Regions from separate parts of the Homo sapiens genome. Here region 2 is linked to region 1. Evidence: chromatin loops called from intact Hi-C (ENCODE). Cell type or tissue: GM12878. All regions are shown on one strand. Links, peaks and the distances in the headings refer to the core of each region. The heading gives the core; the rest is flanking DNA.

Region 1 (11,502 bases), core at 1,323-9,322:
CTGTTTTTCTTTTTTCAAATTGGAGACTACAATGACCATCTCTGGTCTTCTGAAAAACTCTTATTCCCTGTGATCTCTAAAACATGACAGCAAAATCTTTTAAACAACATCTTAGGCAATTTTTCAACCCTTGACTTGTTTTGTTTTCTTCAGTGAATGCTGTGCCATACAAATGGATGCCACACAATTTAAAAAATCAATTTCAGTCTAGGTCTTGAAGAGTCCTAGTTGAAGCGGGAAATTTTGTTATCAGGGACTTTGGAAATGGCCTTCTCTCTGATATTAGGAATCTGTTTGCACTGCACAACTCTTGTGCTGACCAAAAACTCCTGTGCTATTGGTAAAGTATCTATGGTAACGTTAAATCCTTGTATTCCCTACTCATCTTCAATATAGGCCTGAGTTAATAGGTTGGGTTCCCACTTTCACATGTATATGTTAGTCCTTAGTTATCTCAGTTCTTTTTAAAAAATCTTAAACAGTTGAGCCTCCTGAGACATCAACTTAAATGAAAGCCAGTCATCGAGGTCTCGTTGACTTAGCGAATTGTAATACTGTAAGTCCCCGTTCCCTAGGAAATGTGAAGGGGTGGGGATTCTGCCAACTTACAAATTGAACAACTAATCAGATTCCCTTGCTGCTAAACCCTGCATTTGAGATTAAGTTGGTGTCAATGCTTACTTGAGTCTTGTTTGAGTCGTCTTTAAACACTTGTTCCTCTCATTGAGGCCAATGTTTGCTGTCAAGTTACCTTTCTCCTGTATGCTTGTCCTCAGCTTCCTGCTCACTCTTTGTTCCCAACTTCTCTATTGCACTCTGCATTTTCAAGTGCTGGAGCATGCCCTATACCTTAACCTGCCTAACTAATGACACAATTCACTTATCTTGAAGTGGAAATTTTAACACAGTTAAGGATTACATGTTCTTTTACTTCCTTTCTTATCTATCTTGGATTTAATTATTTAATTGTACCTGACTCTTTCCAATATGGGGGAAATCATTCAAAATTCAAGCTGAATATATTGTGAAAAGAGTGACTTTAGCCCGTACTAGTGCTCCATCGGGCACCCATGCCACTGTAAATTTTCTTGAGAGCAATATATGTCCAGGAAACAAAATCATACAAATGCATAAATTTGCCCCATAAATGTAGGACAGAGAGATCCTTAGCTATCCTCCCTCACCTTGTCATTCTCTTTATGTATGAGTGGTACCATTAGAAATAACTACCCTTTCCCAAGAATTAAGTCTCTCAATTCTTCAAGCCCTTCAAACTACTCCTGGGGATTGGCCACTTATTTCCCCAAAGCCTTGTATTCAGTGGGTATTTCGTCCTAGATGATTTAGTAAATAATTTGATGCTGTGATTTCTGAAGTCCTATCAATTAATATAAACAGGATTTTCACTGTTTTCCATTCCACCCGGGCACATATTAGACCCTTTGCTTCCCTCCTTTGTCATGATAGACTGTGGTCTGCAACCATGTCTCTTCATTTGCTCTATCATTCGGCCAACGAACTAACCCTGCTTGATTTAAGCAGAAAATGGATTTGTTAAACAGGTATTGGGGAACTCACACAACTTAAAGGCTATGCAGCAAGAAACAATGATTAAATCACACCGTAAATGTAGTCTGGTGAAAACACAATTGCCACCTGTGCTGTGCACTTAGCTGGGAAAGAGACTATTTCATATTTTCAACTTTAATGGTGGGAGGCAAGTTCTGCCTCATGTGGTGGGAATTCTACAAACATGGAAAAGAAACTGTTGTGTTAGGTGACCATAAGGTGCACTACACTGTGGCAGACAAAACAAAAAAAAGAAAGAAAAACCCAAACTCCTTGATTTGGTCTGCATTTTTTAATAGTGGATATTAGTAGATATATTAATTTTGAATGACTTATATCCTATCTAATAATTAGCAAAAACCTCCATGTGTCACATAAATTTATAACAGAACAAAATGACAAATCATGGACTCTTGTTTTAAAACTGTAGAGGATTGGATCAAAAGTATCATAGGGATGATATGAGGATTTTCAATTTTTCAACATTTCTATACTCAATGGTTCCAGAATTTACACCACTGAACATTCCAATAGATGTCCAGTGGTTCCAGAATTTATAAAGAGGAGTATAAACCAATGAGAAATTAAATTTCACTTGATAGATTTAATCATTTCCATTAGCTTTATTTAGGTTTATTGTTCAGGTTTCATTGAATTTATTTTCATGGAAAATGTAAATATAAAAGGGAAAATGTTTGGATAGACTACTACAGTTCTGTGTTGTGCTGCCTATTCTAGTTTAAAGGATAAATAGAAATCAATGAGAAGTGTGCTACATCTATGGGGTTGTCATGTTTCTCAAGAGACATGAAATGACATATCTCATCCTGCTATGCCAGCATTCTACACATTCTGTCAGCTATGACTTGCTACTGAGATTGGCCTCTGCACCTCTTTCAACTCTGTGCTTTAGCTGATTCTTTCTGCCTGCTTTCAATTTTTTGCTCTTGTCACTGTCTGGTCACTCTCTAATAGCAAATCAACATTGATAGACAAGATTCCATGTAATTCAAGACTTGGATTGTTTCTATCATTATAAAATGCACATTTAACATGGAACACTTTTGTAGTTTCAAGATATCATTGGTAATTCATTAACATTTTTACTAATAGAAAGTTGCTTTTCCCAGAGAAATTTAGAATTAGAGACAAATTCCCTCTAGCAATAACCAGAGACAAAACCAACTTAAGAAAAACAAGACAAAAAAAGAGAAGTTCCTTGGCCAGGCAAGGTGGATCACGCCTGTAATCCCAACACTTTGGGAGGCCTAGGCAGGTGGATCGCTTGAGCACAGGAGTTCAAGACCAGCCTGGGAAACATAGTGAGACCTTGTCTTTATTTTTTTTAATTTAAAAAATTATATAAAAAAAGAGTAGTTCCCAAAACATAGTATAATTGGCCCTCTGTATTCATGGGATCCATGTCCTTGGAATTAACCAATGATGGATCAAAATATTTGCATCTGTACTGAACTTATACTGACTTTTTTTCTTGCCATTATTCCCTAAGGAACACAGTCTAACAACTACTCACATAGCATTTACACTGTATCAGCTATTATAAGTAATCTATGGGAGATTTAAAGTATACAGGAGAATGTGCATAAGCGATATGCAAATAGTAGCCCATTTTATTTCAGGGACTTGAGCGTCCTCAGATTTTGGTATCTGAGGGAGGCCCTGGAACTAATCTCCCATAGATACCAAGGGATGATTGTACCTGTTTTAGGATTCTTTCTCATCAGATATTGTAAGCTTATTCATCATGATCTCAAGAGAAACAACTTTAGATGATTGATCAAAGTTCCATGTGTTTGTGCATTTGTTTCTCTATCAATGTGGCCTAATTGTCTTATCTACCAACTGCTGCAGTAATTCCATAAAGATTCGATCCCCCTCAACTTTTATTTGCTTTTCTCTTTAACTTTTGTATTTCTAATGATTCTAAGAAATTTGCCCTTTTGGAGTATTCACCGCACAGGAGCACTATAGTTCATATATTAGTTTTGAATTTTTTATCTAGATGAGTAAAAATAAAAAAGTAGAAACCTTTAGGCAGTTATATATTCAGAGACTGTTTCTGTATTGTAGAAAACCATAAGATAAGAGCAATTTTGTTTTGGAGAAAAGAATATATATTTACAAATTAATTACCTTTTTAAAAAAACATATTAGGTAACTTTGCAAAGTAAGATATATATGCTCCTATTTGTAAATTGGTTAACAAATAGCTTAAATCCTTGACATTTCAAATGTTTGCATTGAGTCCCAAAAACCAATTTGAAAATAAAAAGCATAATTAAATCTGCCAATTTTATTCAAATGTCCAAAACATTCTAGTTGAATTTTGACAGAGGTGATCATTCCACATTTTGTACCTTACTAAAACTCAGAGTTGTCTTATCTGGAAAGCCAGTGATTTGACAATTTTCCTCTTGCTCCCCTAAATTTGCTTTCTTATTGTCTGATAGGTGCACTTTTTACCCAGAAGTGGCTCAGTAATGCTTGCTTTGGATTACAGTCCTAAGCAATATTTTTGAAAAGATTGGAAATAAAATTTCTATAGAAACTAACAATATGATACAATGTTGAAAGGTTGGAACTGGACTAAGGGGATTATTTAAGAACAACTGATAAATGTGTTGAATCCTCTTCAGAACAGTGTATGGTTGGGTCAGTTGGGATGAGACTAATTCTTCAGGGTGTTGTAGAAGTGGCTATACTGAAGGATGCTTTATTTTGCCCTTCATCAGGTTCAGTATTGCCTAATTATGTTTTAGCTCTTGAGAAGTGTCAAATGGCCTGAATACTAAGACTTCGCTGCTCCCAGTAGCCACTGAATCCTGGCATTGGGTAGTTAAATATTTTCCTAGAGTAATAAACACATTTTCAACTACACGGCAAGAAGAAAAAAATAAACCAGAAGTTTAATTAAGTATAGGTAGAACAATTAAGGAATAGAAAAATATAGGTTAAAGCACTTAAAGTGGCCTCTTACATAAAGCTTGTTGATAATAGGTGATATATTAAACAGTGTTTTGAGATACTACTGTCCTACATAAATTTAAAGTATTATAATTTTGAAGCATTGATGACATTTTTCAATGTGAAACTTCCAAAGATTTTTGTCAGAATAATCAAAAGTGATTACTCTTTTTGTAGCTAATAAATATTTTTAAAGGTTATGTAGGAATATAACATGAATACTATGGTGAGTTGTCAAGCATGAAGGATGTCTTTTTATGAACAAAATTCCAGTTAACTAAATCAATCTGTGTTCTCATTCTTTTAAAAACCCTTGTAAAATTTTATTTCCTTTCTTTTAATTATTTCTAAATAGTTACACATGCACAATAAACTCAACTGGAGGAATATTTAAATTGACCAAAAAGGGCAGTACAAATGATTAGCTGAAATGTATAATGTAATCTTTAAGCCGTGAAAAAATGCAGATAGCAAAAACATTTTGTTTTAAAATATTTTCCATTCAATACTAAAAGATACTTTTGGTATTAAAACTGTTAACTGGAATCTTGTTCTTTTTATAAAATACTGATTTTATTAAAATTAGATTGTTTCTAAAATACACTGGAGTTCATTATACACCAAGATTACACTTACTGCGAATTTATGCTGCTGATTCATAAGCACCAGAGAACGAAGTTCATAATGAAACCACTGACATCATTGTGTTTAAATGTACATAAACCTTTGCTATTATGATCTGTTTTATATTTCATATTTACCTATGAATGATTTATTTTCCATAAGAAACTCTAATATGGCAAATGAACAACAGCTGTTGCAAAGCGTGCTTATTTTCTGAGGGAATGGGGGAAGAAACAGCCAATTTAGAACTTTAACCAATAAACTAAAAACACTAAAAAGTAAGTTTTCCTTCCCCCTGCTGGGAATTAACTTTACGTACCATTGAGAATCAGAAGACTTGGTTGCAGTTCTAGAGGCCAAAACTAGATGGTGCTCTACAGTTGTCAGTACTTCAAGTCAATTCCAGACGTTTAGAGTAATGGAATTTAAGGGCTTTATTAAGGATGTATTTCATGAGTTTCATATTTGATTCTTCTTCTTTCTTCTTCCACAGACTTTCTTAGGGGATAAGAAAGTGGATAACATTCAGAATTAGCATGGCTCTAAGTGCTTTACAAGCATATTTTTCTCTTTTGATTGCCTTAGTTATTTCCTGCCCCACTTCTCAGCCCTTATCCATCACTTGTAAAATTATGAGACATACCAGTATCAGATGAAGAAATAAAGCCTAGAGTAATAGTTAAGGGAAATATTTCGTGTTATGCAAGTCAAACTCTTGGCCAGAATTAACATTCAGGTCTTTGCTTTATCAAGACTAGCTACCTTACCTAACAAGGCGAGAAAGTACAGGCAGTAAGACTAAATTCTTTTTGGGGAAGGAGAAGAGCCAGTAGTAACACATGGTTGTTGTTTCTTCCATCTTCATAGCAGTTTTTGCTCCCTTTCCTGAATATTCTCATTGTTCCCTGTCCACCCTTCTGAGGATATGTTGATAGAAGAGCAGAAAAAAAGAATAGGAAGGGGGATAAAATGTTCACAAACAAGCATACTCCACATGCCAGGCACTGATTTAAACATTTTACATATGTTTTCATATTTATCTTTTGAAGAAATCTAAGAAGGCATAAGTGAATGACCTCCCTTTTACATATGAGGAGTTTGGCACTCAGATTAGTAACTCCTCAAAGTCAGTAAGTAAGTGCCATTCTAAGGATTTGGCCATAAGTTTGTCTAATTCTAGAACCAATCGGGTTTTCTACAACTACAATTGTGACATTAAAAAAAGAAAACCCAAAATTGGTTATAGTCTCTTTCCTAGTGCCTGTTTACATTGAGCATGGCATGATTCTAGGTTTATACTGTTCAATGTACTGTCCTATGTATTATCTCATTTAATCTAATAGCCAACTCTATCACACTATGAATAAAAGTGAAATTTCCAAACTTAACTCTCTAATCAGTGGCAGTGCCTAGTTAACAGCCTAAGTATTTTCATAATAAATTTTAGTTTTACAGTAGAACTTAAGCACATGAAAATGATCAACTTGTACATTTTTACTATTTGCTTTATTTCTTATAATTGATATAAATGATCTTAATTTACAATTTTCCTAGTCACTAAGGGATCAACAATATGTATTAATACCATAATTTCTCAAAAATACAAATAAAAACTCTTCCAATTAAATTTTTAACAATTGTCTATGTTTACATTCATTATACCATATATACTGTGAAGAATATAAACAAATAGAAGATGATTTTTTCCGTCAAGTTTTTAATAAATGACTGGGTAAGACATATATGAAGATTCATTCATTAAACACTTAATTACTGACTACTGTGCAAAACCATCCTTGACACTGCAGGAGCCAGAAGGACAACCAAGTCAGAGCCCCTGACCAAAAGGACTGATGAACAAGGACGTGCCCAGGTACTGCCACACCCAGTCATGGATTCCTTTGTCTAGACACAATCTTGGAGAAACCACTTGCCATTTGAGGGAAATGCCATTGAATTTAGGATAAGACCTTCATTTCCTGTTCGGTATATTCAAAACCCATATCAGAAGAGGAACTCTTAAAATTGCCCCATCACCAGATGTAAAGCCAAGTTTCTTCCTTCCTCAACCTTCCACCTACTTTTGCCTCGTTTGTCATGATTGCCATGTATTTGGAGACTTGAAGAAAGTGTTTATGTAAGTGTAATTCATTGTTGATTGTGTTGCATGGCTTAAAGTCTTTAGTTTCTCCATTGATTTCTGAATATTATCCACTTTCTGATTGATAATTCAGAACCTTAGCAGCTGACCCCCATGTGACCTTTATTTTGCTCAGTGAGACCATTTTCTAATGGCTAATTATTAGGATGGTCTTATTCCTAACCAATTTGTCTTTTCCACTTCTCCAATTCGTTCCACTAAAATTATTTTTACAGTTGACATTTTATAGTATTTCATTAGCTTTTCTGAACCTTTGATTACAATACTATCACATAAACTGAGAATGATGTTCATACTGAAAAGAAAAGCTATTGTTAACATGTAACTTTTGTCAGAAGTGTAATTTTTAACATTGTCATTTTCCATGGTAAGTACAGGAGCCTTGATGGGTTAAGGATCAGTTTTACTTTCCTTTATTACAGAACAAATCTGGAATGTACTCCCAGAGTCAGAAAGTCAGTGAACATTGGTGTCTAAGTAAGTTAGTATTATATATATACAGTTGACTTCTGGCGCCAAAACTTCTTAGCCGTCTAGGTCAACTTTTATTCCTTGTACATTACAAATAACTGCGACACATTTTATCCCATTAAGTCTTCATGACACCCTTGTGAAATTTCTTTTTGATTTTTTTAAATCTCCAAATTATCCAAGAAGAAAGAAGGCGTTAAATAAATGAAGGGATTTTCCCAGGGCACACAGCTATAAGACACATGGAACTGAGATTTCAAAATTAGATCTAACTCTAAATAGAGTACTAACAGCTCCTAGTTATTTAGCACCTACTATGTTCCAGGCATGGCTCCACGTACTTTATAAGCATTAACTCAAATCTCACAACAACCCTTTTATGGAGGGAATATTTTTGTCCCCACTTTACATATGAGTAAACTGAGGCATCAAGAGGTTAAGTAACTTCTCAAACTTCCACAGTTAGTAAGAGGCAGAACCTGGCTTCAAACTCAGGCTGACCTCTGTTTTGCTAACTCTTTGTATACTACCTGATAGGTTTAATAACCACTTTGGCATCTCATAGAGGTGTTGTTAGAATTTAATGGCATAAAATGTACCATGGCTGTTTGTAAGGAATAAACATTTATCAGACTATGTGAAAAAAAATTTGAGGTCAGAAATGAAATACATGTACATTTTATTGATGATGCACATTCCACCCAGATAAAGAATATAAGACTATAATCAGGAGACAGCATCAGAGAATATGTGTTGTGAACAGCTTTTCCTTCATTTACCATTTTTTCTTCAGAATTTCTTTGAGATGGTTAAGGAATCTAGATCAGAAATTTTAAGGGCAGGAAACACAAATATTGGAGGTCACAGGTCTAGTTCATATTATTATTAATCTACTCTAATTCTGCTCCTATTTTTGTTTTTAAATTATTGCCTTCTCATAAAGACTGGTTTAAATTGCCTTCTTGGAAATTCAGGAGCTTACAAAAAAATTTTTTTTAAAAGAACGAAAATATCTCTTCCATTCAGACTCCACAAATACTGAAATTTCACCACGGGATTAATCTTTTTTCCCTTATTTTAGATGTTTTTTACATCACTTCCGCTTGTGTGCCATTGCAACTTTGACTACTTCTGCATCAAGCTTTTTAGGACATTTGGTTCTGATCAACTCCCTTTCTGATTTCCTAGCTCTGTCTTACAGTGGAAAACTCATTTATTTTTGCCCTGGGTAAACAACTTATGCTCATTTATAACTCAAAGCTACCTGGGCAATTGGGTGATTATTCAGTGATCTGAATATAAACAACCAAAGTAGATAAAGGCTGGAATAACTTAAAAAATTAAACTTTTTTAATTACCCAGTCTTTCCAGGTAATTGTCTCACTTCAGCACTTTAATTTCTCTGTAGATCAAACTTAAGGGCTGTTAATAAATGACCTTAAAGAAAGCATCCTTTTTCTCATTATATTTTTGTAATAGTCTATGCTATGCTTTGTCTGTATATAACCTGCCTACACCGATGTTACTTGGCTATTGTGTTTTATGACATGGTGCTTTTAAGCCAAGTCTACCAACTCTCACTTGACTGATAAAACACCTCAATCCACATATAGTGGACCGCATTTTCTTGCACTTCCTGTTGCTATACTCTGAAATACTTAGACTCAAATTTATTTTTCACAAGAAGCTGTATTTTGGTAATATGTATTAATAAGGAATATTTGTTACTGAGACACTGAACATGGATCATGCTTACATGGTATATTTCCACTACAAAATGTAAGCTCCAAATGCCATAGTAAGGTTGGCCAAAGCAAGTTTAAGAAGTGAAAAAGAAAAAACACTTATAGAAATCTCAGAACTGTTAAGATCATAAATCATAAGTAGATTTTCTTTCTAATCCCAGCAGTATACCCTAAAGGATAAAGATTTATAGTCCTTGTAATTTTATTTTAGGTACTATAACGGCTAGTTCTATTCTTAGCTATATAAATGTATCATTTTTCACTCTTACAAAACTATTTGCTTCAGTATCTTCTAGCCAGTGAATTCCATGTGTGTTTGAAGATTTAACACATCAGAAATTTTTAAAGTTGGTTGCTTTTGTTGACTTTTAAAGTTTTTTTTTTCATTGTGGTCGTTTAATATACATTTTGTTTATAGTTTCTTATTAAAAATTTTTATTGTATATATTTGAGATGTATAACATGGTGTTTTTACACACATATACATAATGAAATGAGTGAAATGATTACTACAAATTTACATATCCATCACCTTCCATAGTTACCGTGGGTGTGTGAGTGAATTGAGAATACCTAAAATCCACTCTCTTAACACATTTTTAGAATACAATATAATATTATTAACTATATCCTCATGTTGTACATTGTATCTCTAAACGTATCATACATAACTGCAAATTTGTACTCTTTAACCTACTTCTCCCCTTTTCCTCCCCCTCCCTGCTCCTGGTAACCACTGTTTTACTGTTTTTATTTATTTGACTATTTTTTTAAAGATTCCACGTATAGGTGAAATCATACAGTCTTTTTCTTTCTGTGTCTGGCTTACTTCCTTAGCATAAGGTCCTCTAGGTTCATCCATGTTGTCACATGGCAATATCTCTCCTTTTAAAGGCCAAATAATATTCCATTGTAGATATATACCATAATTTTTTTAAAAAAATCTATTCATCTGTTGATGGCTACTTAAATTATTTCCATATCTTGGCTATTATAAATAATGCTGAAAAGAACAAAGGAGCACAGATATCTCTATGAGGTGCTAATTTCATTTCCTTTGGGTATGTACCCAACAGAGGGATTGCTGGGTCATATGGTACTTCTAGTTTCGATTTATTGAAGAACACCCACATTGTTTTCCATAATAGCTGTCCCAATATACATTCCCATCAGCAATATATAAGGGTTTCCTTTCCTCCACACCCTCTCCAACCCTTGTTATCTCTCAGCTTGTGTGAGGTAATATCTCATTGTGGTTTTGATTTGCGTTTCCCAGATGATTAATGATGTTGAACACTTTTTAACATTTCTATTGGCCATATGCATGTCCTCTTTGGCAAATTTTGATTCAGGTCCATTGCCCATTTGTAAATTTGGCTATTTGGTTTTTATTAGCTATTGAGTTGTGTGAGTTTCATATATTGTTTTGATATTAATGCTTATTAGATCTATGGTTTTTAAATATTTTCTCCCATTCTATAGGTTGCATTTTCATTTTATTGACTGTTTCTTTTACTAGGAATCTTTTTAGTTTGGTGTAGTGCCACTTGTTTAATTTTGCTCTTGTTGCCTGAACTTTTGCTGTGTTATCAAAAAAATCATCAAGGTCAATATCAAGGAGCTTTTCCCCTAAGTTTTCTTCTAGGAAGAGTATGGATTGTTTCTTACGTATTTATTTTTCATTAACATTTTTCTTATTCTCATTACAAATCTCAAGTTGTCTTTGGCACTATAATAAACTTGGCTAAGAACTTTAAAAGAATGTACATGACTACATTAAAAAAATTGCCTTGTCTCCCGGGAAGATGATATGTAAATATATTTGGCATAACTGGCATGACATCTCCTCACAGAAACACAAGGCAGCTTCTCAAATGGTTCCCAAATTAAAAGTTCTGCCCACCTCATATACGCTGTTTTCCATTACCTTTTCCAGTAAAGTGGGGA
Region 2 (11,502 bases), core at 1,776-9,775, 100 kb before region 1:
GACTTATTTGTAGGATCTAAAAATCAAAACAATTGAACTCGTGGAAACAGAGAATTGAAGGATGGTTACTAGAGGCTGGGAAGGGTAGTGAGGCAGTGGGAGGCAGGTAAGGATGGTTACTAGGTACAAAAAAAAAAAAAAAATGAGTAAGACCCAGTATTTGAAAGCACAACAGGTGAACTATAGTCAATAATAATTTCGTTGTACATTTTAAAATAACTGGCTGGGCAAGGTGGCACATGCCTGTAATCCCAACACTTTGGGAGGCTGAGGCGAGTGGATCACTTGAGGTTAGGAGTTTGAGAACAGCCTGGTCAACATGGTGAAATCCCATCTCTACTAAAAATGCAAAAAATGAGCCGGGTGTGGTGGCAAGCACCTGTTGTCCCAGCTACTCGGGAGGCTGAGGCAGGAGACGGAATTTCTTGAACCCGGGTAGTGGAGGTTGCAGGGAGTTGAGATCGCGCCACTGCACTCCAGCCTGGTAACAGAGTGAAACTCTGTCTCAAAAGTAAATAATTAAATTAAATTAAGTAACTAAAAGAATATAATTGGACTGTTTGTAACACAAAGTATATAAATGCTTGACAGAAGAGATACCGAATTTGCCATGATGTGATTATTATGCATTGCATGCCTATACCAAAATATGTACTCCATCTATACAGCTACTACGTACCCACGAAAATTAAAAATAATTTTTAAAAGTGTTCCAAGGAACATTTCTTTTGAGCTCAAAGTTTCAAATTTTGAAAGCTTTCAGATTTTGGATTTTCAGATTAGGGAGGGATACTCAACCTGTAGAGTAATTTCCCTCTAATTACCTCAATTTTTATCAAATGTATACTTTCAAAATGTATACTTTGGTGAAATATAAAAGGAAAAATATATAATTGGGTTTAAAATGTATATTGTAAAGTTGAAAAGTTACCTACTGGGTACAACATTCACAATTTGGGTGATGGCTACACTAAAAGCCTAGACTTCACCACAATGCAATATATGCATGTCAGAAAACTGCACTTGCACCCTCTAAATATATTTTTTAAAATTAAAAGCATCTCGTTTATATTTTTAATATTAAATTATATATCCTCAAAACATTGAAAAATACAAAGAATAAAGCCTATGGGAACTAAAGTACCTGATAGTTCCTTTAACATTTCCTTATAGGATTTTCCTATCCTTATTATCATTTTAACCTATTTAATTTGGTTATTCTAGTACTTCCATATTCTTTAAACATTATTGATAAAAAGTAACAGAATAATTTAAGACTCTGATTAATATATAGTATTATATGATTATTTACCAATTCTCATTACTCATTGTATTAGTCCGTTCTCACATTGCTATAAAGAACTACCTGAGACTGGGTAATTTATAAAGAAAAGAGGTTTAATTGGCTCACGATTCCACCAACTGTACAGGAAGCATGGTTAGGGACACCTCAGGAAACTTATAATTGTCGCAGAAGGCAAGGGGGAAGCCAGCACGTTATATGTTGCTGGAGCAGGAAGAAGAGAGTGAAGTGGGAGGTGCTACAGATTTTTAAACACCCAGATCTCGTGAGAACTCTATCCCAAGACAGTACTACGAGGATGGTGCTAAACCATTAGACACTACCCCGATGATCCAATCACTTCCCACCAGGCCACACCGCCGACACTCGGGATCACAATTCAACATGAGATTTGGGTAGAGACAGACAGCCAAACCACATCATTCATATTATTTTCATAATCCAAAAGAATGTTGCTTTTTACAACAAAATGCCATGGCAATATTTTGCTAAGCCCAGCTTATATGCAGGTATGTTTCCCTGTCCCCTCAACCACCTCCAATCTAGGCCTATTTGTCCTCAATGCTTGTTATTCTGTGTTGGATGGATTAGGTTCCCTGAATGCACTAACTGCAGTACTCGATACTGTTTCCCAAGGAACCTTTTGCTCTAGTCAGTATTAACAACATGGCCCTTATTTACAGTCTACTGTCAAACACAAGGCCTTCTGAATTATCCTAAACTGGTCTGCTGGTCTCAATTTCTACAAATCCATCTTCTACACTGTTTCTAAAGTGATCTCACTCTAATACCCAAGTCAATATATGTCATTCCTCTAATTAACATCCTTTAAGATTCTACAGGACTAATAAATGTATTTTTCAAAGCATTCTGGTATGAGTTCCTAGGAATCTGGAAAGGTGCCACTAGGGCCACTACAGAAGATAAGGCAGCTAGCCATGCAGGAATCTGCTGCTACTTTAACCAGAGCAATTCTACTTGTTCCCAACCTCTATATGTATATGAACATATAAAATTGTTTTAAAAAGTTGTTTTGCTATTTTTTTTTTATGAAAGGTACAATTATTGGTTGGTATTGGGAAAAGACTCTAATTAATGTAATTCTACATATAAAGCACTTCATGACCTGATCCCTACCAACTTGTTAACTTTATCTCATGCTTCTGAATTGTTCATAGTTCTTAAAACACTACAATTTTATGCTACTTTAGGCTTTGTCCAACATACACATTTTATTCCATGTAGTGCCCTCATCTAGAATGCCCACCTTCTCATCTTATTTCATTAACAACTGTTAATGCCCTTCAGGTCTCGGTTTAATTACAATACGTCTGAGAAACCTTCCCTGACTTGTAAATGTCCCTTGCTTATAACTCAATTATAACGCATAGGTATATTAACATTATTCATCTGCACATTTGTTTTATCACTAGATCTGCCAAACTTGGCTGAACAGATTTCTAGGCCAGACTAATAACAACTACAGTAGACTATCTGGTATGTAATGACTAAGTCCCAATTCTTTTTCCTCCTACCTTTGTTTCAAGAACAAACATTTATTATTAAATTAATAAAATAATTTCTCCAAGAAGATAATAATTGACCAATAAGCTTTTAGGAAGAGACAGCTCTTAATTCACACAAAGTTATTTCCTTAAATGGAATTGATATACTTATTAGAAGAGCTGAACTGAATTTCTAAATAGCTTAATTTAAAATATTTTATAAAATAAAAAAGTTTCTGGTAACAACTTGCGGTAACATAAGACCAGAACAAAACACTATTTTTAAATTTTTAATTGTCCGAAGACAACGTAGAAGAAAGGTGCCATCGTTTGGTTACCAAGCTTTTAGCTTGTTTTTGGACTGCATTTTCAATAATTATCAGGAAATTTAACTACAATATTTAGATTATGATAAGCTTGACATAGACCTTATATAAAACATTATAACTTTTAAGGTCTTTAAACAACAATCTTTTGAACTTCACGAACTTCACTTCAGACTTTTTTTTTAATGTACAAAAAGGCTATCCTTTTCAGAAACACAAAACTTTTATTACTTACTACTGCCCTCTAGTGAATTTCCAGAAAAAAAAATCAGAAAACTAAAGAGATTGTATAGTTTAAAATGCTTCTATTAATAGGTTGGCCCTAATTGTCTCCAAATTTATTTTGACTTCCAAGAATAAATCACCAACTGTATTTGAAAACTAAAATGTTTTAAAATAATATATACAAACTACATTCCTAATAACTTCTTTTACCGCTCAGTTTAGAAGGGCACGTTTTCTTTACATATCTCTCTCCTTTATCTGGAATGCTGGTTTCCAACTCTGCAGGCCTTAGATTATTGTAAAGGGTCAACACTAAATACTACCTGTAGACTTAATAAATGTCTTCCACATATTTGTGAAATCTATTATTCAAAGATGTACATGTTATTATGATTAATGAAACAACACAGGTACTCAAGACTTTCCTTTTAAGTATTCACTGAGTCTAAGACGTATATATTTTCTTACATTTAATATCAGTGAAATTTGGATGCATCTAAAAATTGAAGGCATCATATAATTGAAGGCTAGGCAGAAGCCATGACATAGTTGTCGCTACATGCACATTCACAAATTTGGTCACAGCAAGTTACATTACAGTCACTTCAGTTGAATTACATGCATTCTTGGTACAATTATTGAGTTTAATTGCCACTTATGTCTTAAAAGATAATATGATTTGACATTAAAGCAAAAAGTTAATGTGTAAGTCAGGAGAAAGAGAATGAAGATGCATCGGTAGTAAAGAAAATATTCATTAGAATAATGGGCATAATTCTGTATTTTCTTAAAAAGCAACAGTCAAGTGCTTCATAAGCTTAAGAAAGGAAGATATCCAAAAGAGAAGCATTTTTCTGCTTAGGTATATGCAAAAGGATTCCCTTCTATATGGCAAGACAAGAAACAACAGCAAAACATCTTAAATTTACAGGATAGGTGTGTTGGCAGCTTCGAAGAAAATCCCAGAGATAAGAATAGAACACACAAGAAAAGCTGCACATCAATTCTCTTGATAGCATAAAAGACAATACACTTTTTTAGCTTCTGTGTATGAGCGAAAACATGTGAAACTTGTCTTTCTGAGTCCAGCTTATTTCACCTAACACAGTGACTACAACTAATGACTAAAAGAGTAGAGGCCGTTAAGGGTAGGGAGTAGGGAGGGGAGATGAAGAGAGGCTTGATTAATGGGTACAAAAGTACAGTTAAATAGACAAAATACAACCTAGTGTTCAATAGATCAGTAGGGTGACTACAGTCAACAATAATCTATTGTATATTTCCAAATAGCTAGAAGAGAATAATTCAGATATTCCTGGCATAAAGATAAATGTTTAAGGTGATGGATATTCCAATTACCCTGATTTGATCATTACACATTATATGAACACCTCAGACTATCACATGTACCTGGAAAATGTGTATACCTATTATGTATCAATAAAAATAAAAGACAATACAGTTGGTTCCCATGTCACAATGGTTCAACTTAGGATTTTCATACTTTGTGATGGTATGAGACCATTCTTTTTTACTTTCAGTACAGTAGTCAATAAATTACATAAGAAAATATTTGATATTTTATTGTAAAATAGGCTTGGTGTTAGATAATTTTGTGCAACTGTAAGCTAATGTAAGTGTTCTGAGCAAGTTTAAGATAAGCTAAACTAAGCTATTATGTTCAGATAGGCTAAACTAAGCTATGATATTCAGTAGTTTAGGTGTATTAAATGCATTTTCAAACTGAAAATATTTTCAACTTACGATGGATTTAACAGAATGTAACTCCACTGTAAGTCAAAAACCATCTGTGTCGTATAGTAAAACATGAACATCAATAACCAATTCAAAAAGTGATATAGAATTCTCACACTCCAAATATAAAGTTTTAGGAACGCCTTTCATTTCATATTTTCCTTGTTATGAATGCAGACAAATCCAACAAATCTCACTCACTAAATATAAAACAAAGATTATAAATGATTAAGAAAAACTTGTCAGATTTTTCCTTATAGTGACACATAAAGTAACGGTGCACCTTACAATCGGTAGCATATATTCAGTGAAATATGCTATCACATAGGCTGAGAAATTTGACTTTTAAAGGGAATTTCTTTCTCTAAATATTATTGAGAACCACTGCTGTGATTCATAAGGTGTTGTAACATGAACTGAATGTTTGTTTTCCCCTAAAATTCGTATGTTGAAATCTAATCCCCAGTGTGATATTTGTAGGTGGAGTTTTCAAGAGATAACTGAGTCATGAGGGTGAATCCCTTATAAATAAGATTAATGCCCTTATAAGAAGGGTCACAATAGAGCTTGCTTCCTCTCTCTCCCTGCTCTTTATCATATGAGCATAGAATGAGAAGACAGCCAACTGCAAATCAAGGAAGAGGGCCCTCACCAGACACCAGACACCTTGATGTTGTACTTCCCAGTCTCTAGAACCATGAGAAATAAATGTTTGTTGTTTGAGCCACCCAGTCTATGGTACATCTGTTATACTGACCTGAACTAAGACATGGAGGCAAACCAACATTTGATGGGTACAAGAAGAAAATATTAAATGTTTTATTTCTATATTTGAATCTTTATCACTTTAATGTTCTTTAACCTATTAGTTTATATTTTACATTAAATGTACAAAGATTAGCATAATAATATGTAAATATGTATTTATAATCATAAATATCCTGGTGGACATATTTAAAGTTTTATGGATAGAGGTATATAGTAAACAATTTAGCAGTCACTGCTTCTATAGGCAGTTCACTGGTCCATACGATACATTTTGCTGAAGACATCATTATTCAACATTTCCCCACTTGGTGGCACCAAAAAATTAGAATATCTACATATATATCCGTGCCTGTTAAGTTTTACTTTTTTAAATTTAGTAAGTATCAATTCCCTTTCAATGTAAGCTTAAAATAATAGGCAAACTAATATGCTGTTTGACCTCCTTCTCCTAAAGCTCACTGTCCAATTATTTGGCATTGATTAATACAGGGTACAGTAGTCAGAATCAGTAAAATTTAAATAATCAACTAGTTTCAAAAATAAACAATAATACATAACTAAGAAATTCACACTTGACTGACACATAAGATAAAAAAATTTCTCTAGCCTCAATACAAAAAAAAAATTCAGTTACAAATTCCATAACAAACATGATTTTTACATTTCATATTATATTTAGGGTCAAAGTACTCAAGTATTAATTTCCCACTCTGGGTACTTTAATTAAGATTAAACCTATTCTAGTCCTCATGCATATTTTCTATACCCTCTTTCAAGGTGCCACAAGGAAAGTCCAGTTCTCAACCTTTTCCAAGGTAAGTTAGGAGAAAACTTTGTATCCCAACTACAAGCAAATATGATAATTATACTATTTAACTACCTATCTACAATAAAACCACATATCTATAAATTGTTGGTTTTCACTGAATTTTTACTAAAATTTCGGTAAGTATTATTGGCTCATTTTTACAGATGGGGAAGCTTGGGATCAGGTAATAGATTTTAAACAAACTCAACATTCATGACCAGAGCTCAGCTATACACACCATGATGCCCCTCTTGAACAGGGTATCATCTACCTTCCTCTTCCCCTCCCTCTATACACCACAGGTATTAAAACTGGCCAAATCATGGCTTGGCAGCAAAACCTGAGCTTTGAGTACTTGTAGTGCTATTCGAATGATATTATCTCTCTATCCACACTCCCCCAACCCCAACTAACCACCATTCAATTATGAATGCCTTTTTGACTTACCTTTGAATAAGAAACATTCTCACTGATCATGATACAACTGCTTTTTGCATTTGGTTTATTTTCACTGAGAGAGGAAAGAGGTGGGAACTATAGTTTGAACCATATGAAACTGTGAATATTCAACTGTTTAAGCTAATAGTGACTATTAAGTGGCCAGTAGATTCCAAGACTTGGTGGATTATTTAATTAAATCCTCACTACTTTATTACTTAAATATCATACCACTATAAAGATGAAGAAATTTAGATGGGAAAGTAGGTCAGGAGGCCCATGGACTTGAGATCCACATTTCAGCCTCTCCACACCAATTATTATAATTTTATTGTTTATGCTGCTTAAAGAAAACCAATAACTGCTAGGAAGTTGGATCTTAGTGGGCTGTTACATCGGAATCTCTCCCTTGGCCTTAGGCCTTAAGTGGCCCCTCTCTACCTATTTAGCAACTCTTCTATGTGTTCCTGGTTCCCACCCTCAATCCCATTATAAGGTCCTCTGGTTGTTTTATCAATATCCTTCAGCCCAGCCCTCTATACAGTAAATCATCACATAACGTCATCAATGGATTCTTGGAAACTGGGACTTTAAGTGAAAGGATGTATAACAAAACCAATTTTTTTTTTTTTTTGAGACGGAGTCTTGCTCTTGTCTCCCAGGCTGGAGTGAAATGGCGCAATCTCGGCTCACTGCAACCTCTGCCTGCCGAATTCAAGCGATTCTCCTGCCTCAGTCTCCCGAGTACCTGCGATTACAGGAGCCCACCACTAAGCCCGGCTAATTTTTGTATTTTCAGTAGAGATGGGGTTTTACCATGTTAGCCAGGCTGGTCTCAAACTCCTGACCTCAGGTGACCCGCCCACCTCGGTCTCCGAAAGGGCTGGGATTACAGGCGTGAGCCATTGTGCCTGGCAACAAAACCAATTTTACTACAGACTAATTGACGTAAACAAAAGCTAACTTCCTATTGCATATTTCTGGTCACAAGAACATCACCAAACTTCTAAATAAAGATTCAAAGCACTTCTAATATTAAATACTGAAATAAATGTAAGCTCTACATACATTTAGGAAAGATTAATAAAAACAAAATACTCAACTTTTGGTGAATTAGTGAGTGACGATGGTTGTGGTCATAGTGGGTTAAATTAAGGAATAAATGTTTGCAAAGTGAAAATTATAAAGAGCTCCTCCTACCACCACACAGTTCAAAAACAAAAACAAAGAAACAACAGTGTTGGGCTAGCTGAACGCTTTTGTATTGCAATTATTGTTATGCACTTGTATGTAGTATACTTCATGAATTTTTATTTTACAATAATTTGCATTCATTTGCTCATTCATTTTCCAAGCCACTTATTCTTAGTTCAGGGTCACGGGTGGCTGGAGCCTATCCCACTAGCTCAGGTTGCAAGGCAGGAACCAACACTGGACAGGATGCCATTCCAACTGCAGGGTGCACTCACACATACCTACACTAACTCCTACTGGCACAATTTCAGACATACCAATTCACCTAATACGCACATCTTGGGAATGTGGGAGGAAACCAGAGTACCCAGAGAAAACCCACGCAGACATGGAAACAACATGCAAACTCCACACAGTGGCCCTAGCCAGAAACTGTTCTTTTTTCACATCAACATTATAGGAAAACAACATAAAAAAAAAAAAAAAGATGTTATTTGAGGACCTGCTGTATTCTAGAAAAGTGAAGTTCTTTTAAGGATAGCTTAACCAATTCAGTATGAATACTATGTCAGTTTAATTGATTTAAATAATTTTCAAAGTTTCCATTTAAATATAAAATATTAGTTTAAAATGTTTCTTTCCAATAATATCATTCCTACAAAGAAGCTCTCTTTCAAATAGTTTTAGTAACATCTTATTTTCTCCACTCCCACTCGCTACCCTCATAGCTTATTTAATTCGGAGCCACCAGAGTGATACTGTTAAAATGTTTGTCAGAGCCCATGCCTTTTCCATTTAAAAACTTCCAGGGGCTTCAAAACTCAATCAGTATAAACTTCAAAACCCTAACTGTGGACTATAAAGCTCACATGACATGGCCTCTTGCTACCTCTCAATGAAACTTTTACTACTCCCCCTTGTCAACTGAATTCCAGCCACAATGGCTTTGCCTCCTTGCTAGTATCTGAATATAGCATGTATGTGCCCACCTCAGGATCCTCACACTTACTCTTCTGTCATGGCTTACTTTCACTTCATTCAGGTCTCTGTTCAGATGTTAGAAACTATTCCTGATCTTTACAGTAGTCTCAGCCTCTACTACTGTCTATCTACTTATGCTGCCTTATTTTTCCTCATAGTATCTACCAATTGACCACTGGGAGACACATCTCCACGCATCTTTCATTTCTGCATATTTTGCAAGCCAGGAGCTAATTGACCCCCCCTCCGCCGACCCACCACTTTTTTTTTCTGTACTATCTTTTCAAAGATCTTTGTATAGCAAATAGTCTTGGTAGATGCAGAAAATATCTTTCCCTGGAGCAAAGGACAGGCATGCTTACCATCCATTATAAAAGATTCAGCTTCCCTAAGCTCAGGGTTCCTCTTCTACAATACACTCTATTATGTGCAGGTCTCATCTAGTTCTCTCCCCATTGCCCTAAGGGAACTGGGACTCCGGGAACCAACACACAAAAAAGTTGATCCTATGGCTACTGCTATTGCTGTGAGTAGAAGTCTTACATCTTCAGTTGTCATCCACAAAACTGGCAGGTTACAAGTAGGGTAAATATCCTAGGTCCTTCATAGTTCTTGACATTGACATTACATACTGAATTTCTCTCTATTTTTTTCTCCTGACTTATGTTTCATTGATTGCTATATCCTCATTTCTCTAAAGGTTTCAAAGCACTTTTACAAATAGTATCATTTGACCTTCAAAAATCCCTGTGGAACATTTTCTATTTCCATTTAATAGGGAAGACACTGATCCAGAAAGGTTAAAGGACAAACCCAAGATTAGCATAGCAGATCAGTCACAGAATAATAGCAGTTAAAATCCAGGTCTAATTCCTAATTTGTTATTAACTTGTGACTACTTCTTAAAAGACAACTACTATGCTGTACATTCTGTGAGATAGAAGGATAATCACCCAATGATATTAGATGACAAGTTCCTTATGTGGTATCACATAAAAACACAAAAATTTCAATGAATAATAAAACTGAGTACCCAAGTAAGCACCTGTAAGATATTGAAATGTATGTCTTTTGGGGTTCTTTTATTATACATTATGGCACGTGAATGATCATGTGACAAAACTAAATTCTGCTCTTACGATAATAGCCATTTCCTTTATGTCTAAAGGAAGACATCTTAAGAAAATACCCAAAAATGTTTCCTTTGTAACCAGAATTTTCATCTTTGCAAGAATTAAGAGTGCTTCAACATAAACTTCATTAATCTGAAAGGTTCCAGATAATATTAATGCTGCTTATACAACTCTCAAGATAGGTAATAAAGAAGCATTTATTACTAGCTTTTTATCTACAATGTGAGCAAAAGACTCAAAGAGAAGTCTGTATACAACTTGGTCAGTCATTTATAATTCACACCTTACCACTTCCAGGAAGACTGAGGGGAAAAAAGTCTGGGAGTATAAGAACAGATTTCATATAAAAGAGAAGTATCAAGTTATATAAAATATCTGATTTTAAAAGCCCTATATCCCCAAGTAGAGTAAATCTGCAAAACCAGTAATAGATATGGTCTATGGTTCAGAGTTCTAATATGCTTATAAATCTATTAATATGCTTATATTATATATTATATGCTTATATTATAAATCTATTAATATGCTTATAAATCTATAGGCATATAGATTTATAAGCATATCAGGTATTATAAATCTATTATATAGATTTATAAGCATAGATTATTATAACAGTATATAACCACCTTCAAGGTTCATAAGTTATAAAATTTCTGATTATGAAATTGCACAAATACAGCTAAAATGATGATGGCTAAGTAGTTAAAATTTTACCCTTAAGTAAAGAAAACTGAAGAAAAATTGAAAAAGAATCAAAATATTATAAAGGAAAACAGAATAAAGTTTAATAAATTACTAAGGTAAAAAAATTGTTTTATAAGGCAATTTTAACTCAATTATCCCCATTTCACTTACTGTGTAAGTTATAGCTGCCAACATTCCAATCAAGGTCAGAGAACTGATAGAAAATGACAATGCAGCTAAACCATCTGTGAAGAAAGAAAAACTGTTAAAAATGTACATATATACTACTCAAATCCTTATATTTAGCAAATCAACATAGAAAGCTGAGCTGCTTACACATTTTGAAGAAATAAAAACCAATATGTATTACCGTATTCTTGAA

The links. Hi-C counts contacts between places; a loop is a spot of excess contacts. Peaks named below come from ENCODE experiments on the same cell type or tissue, not always from the same donor. Only the 100,000 strongest peaks of a DNase experiment are listed, where the experiment ranks them.
Region 2: it touches region 1 in a loop (2.3-fold over the local background); 2 of 110 quality-filtered maps call a loop at or near these places.

Annotation. Positions count from the first base shown.
Region 1 is chr6:69,830,360-69,841,861 of GRCh38, forward strand. No RefSeq gene overlaps it. Among named protein-coding and RNA genes, the nearest start is that of COL19A1, 30 kb to the right of the region's middle. In GM12878, for the core only: a CTCF peak has its summit at 5,539; no DNase peak of the experiment used is centred there.
Region 2 is chr6:69,726,651-69,738,152 of GRCh38, forward strand. It overlaps LMBRD1 (LMBR1 domain containing 1), which reads right to left. Exons shown (of 16, transcript NM_018368.4): 7 at 11,292-11,365. Among named protein-coding and RNA genes, the nearest start is that of LMBRD1, 65 kb to the right of the region's middle. In GM12878, for the core only: a CTCF peak has its summit at 6,184 (motif pointing right); a DNase peak (open chromatin) is centred at 6,231.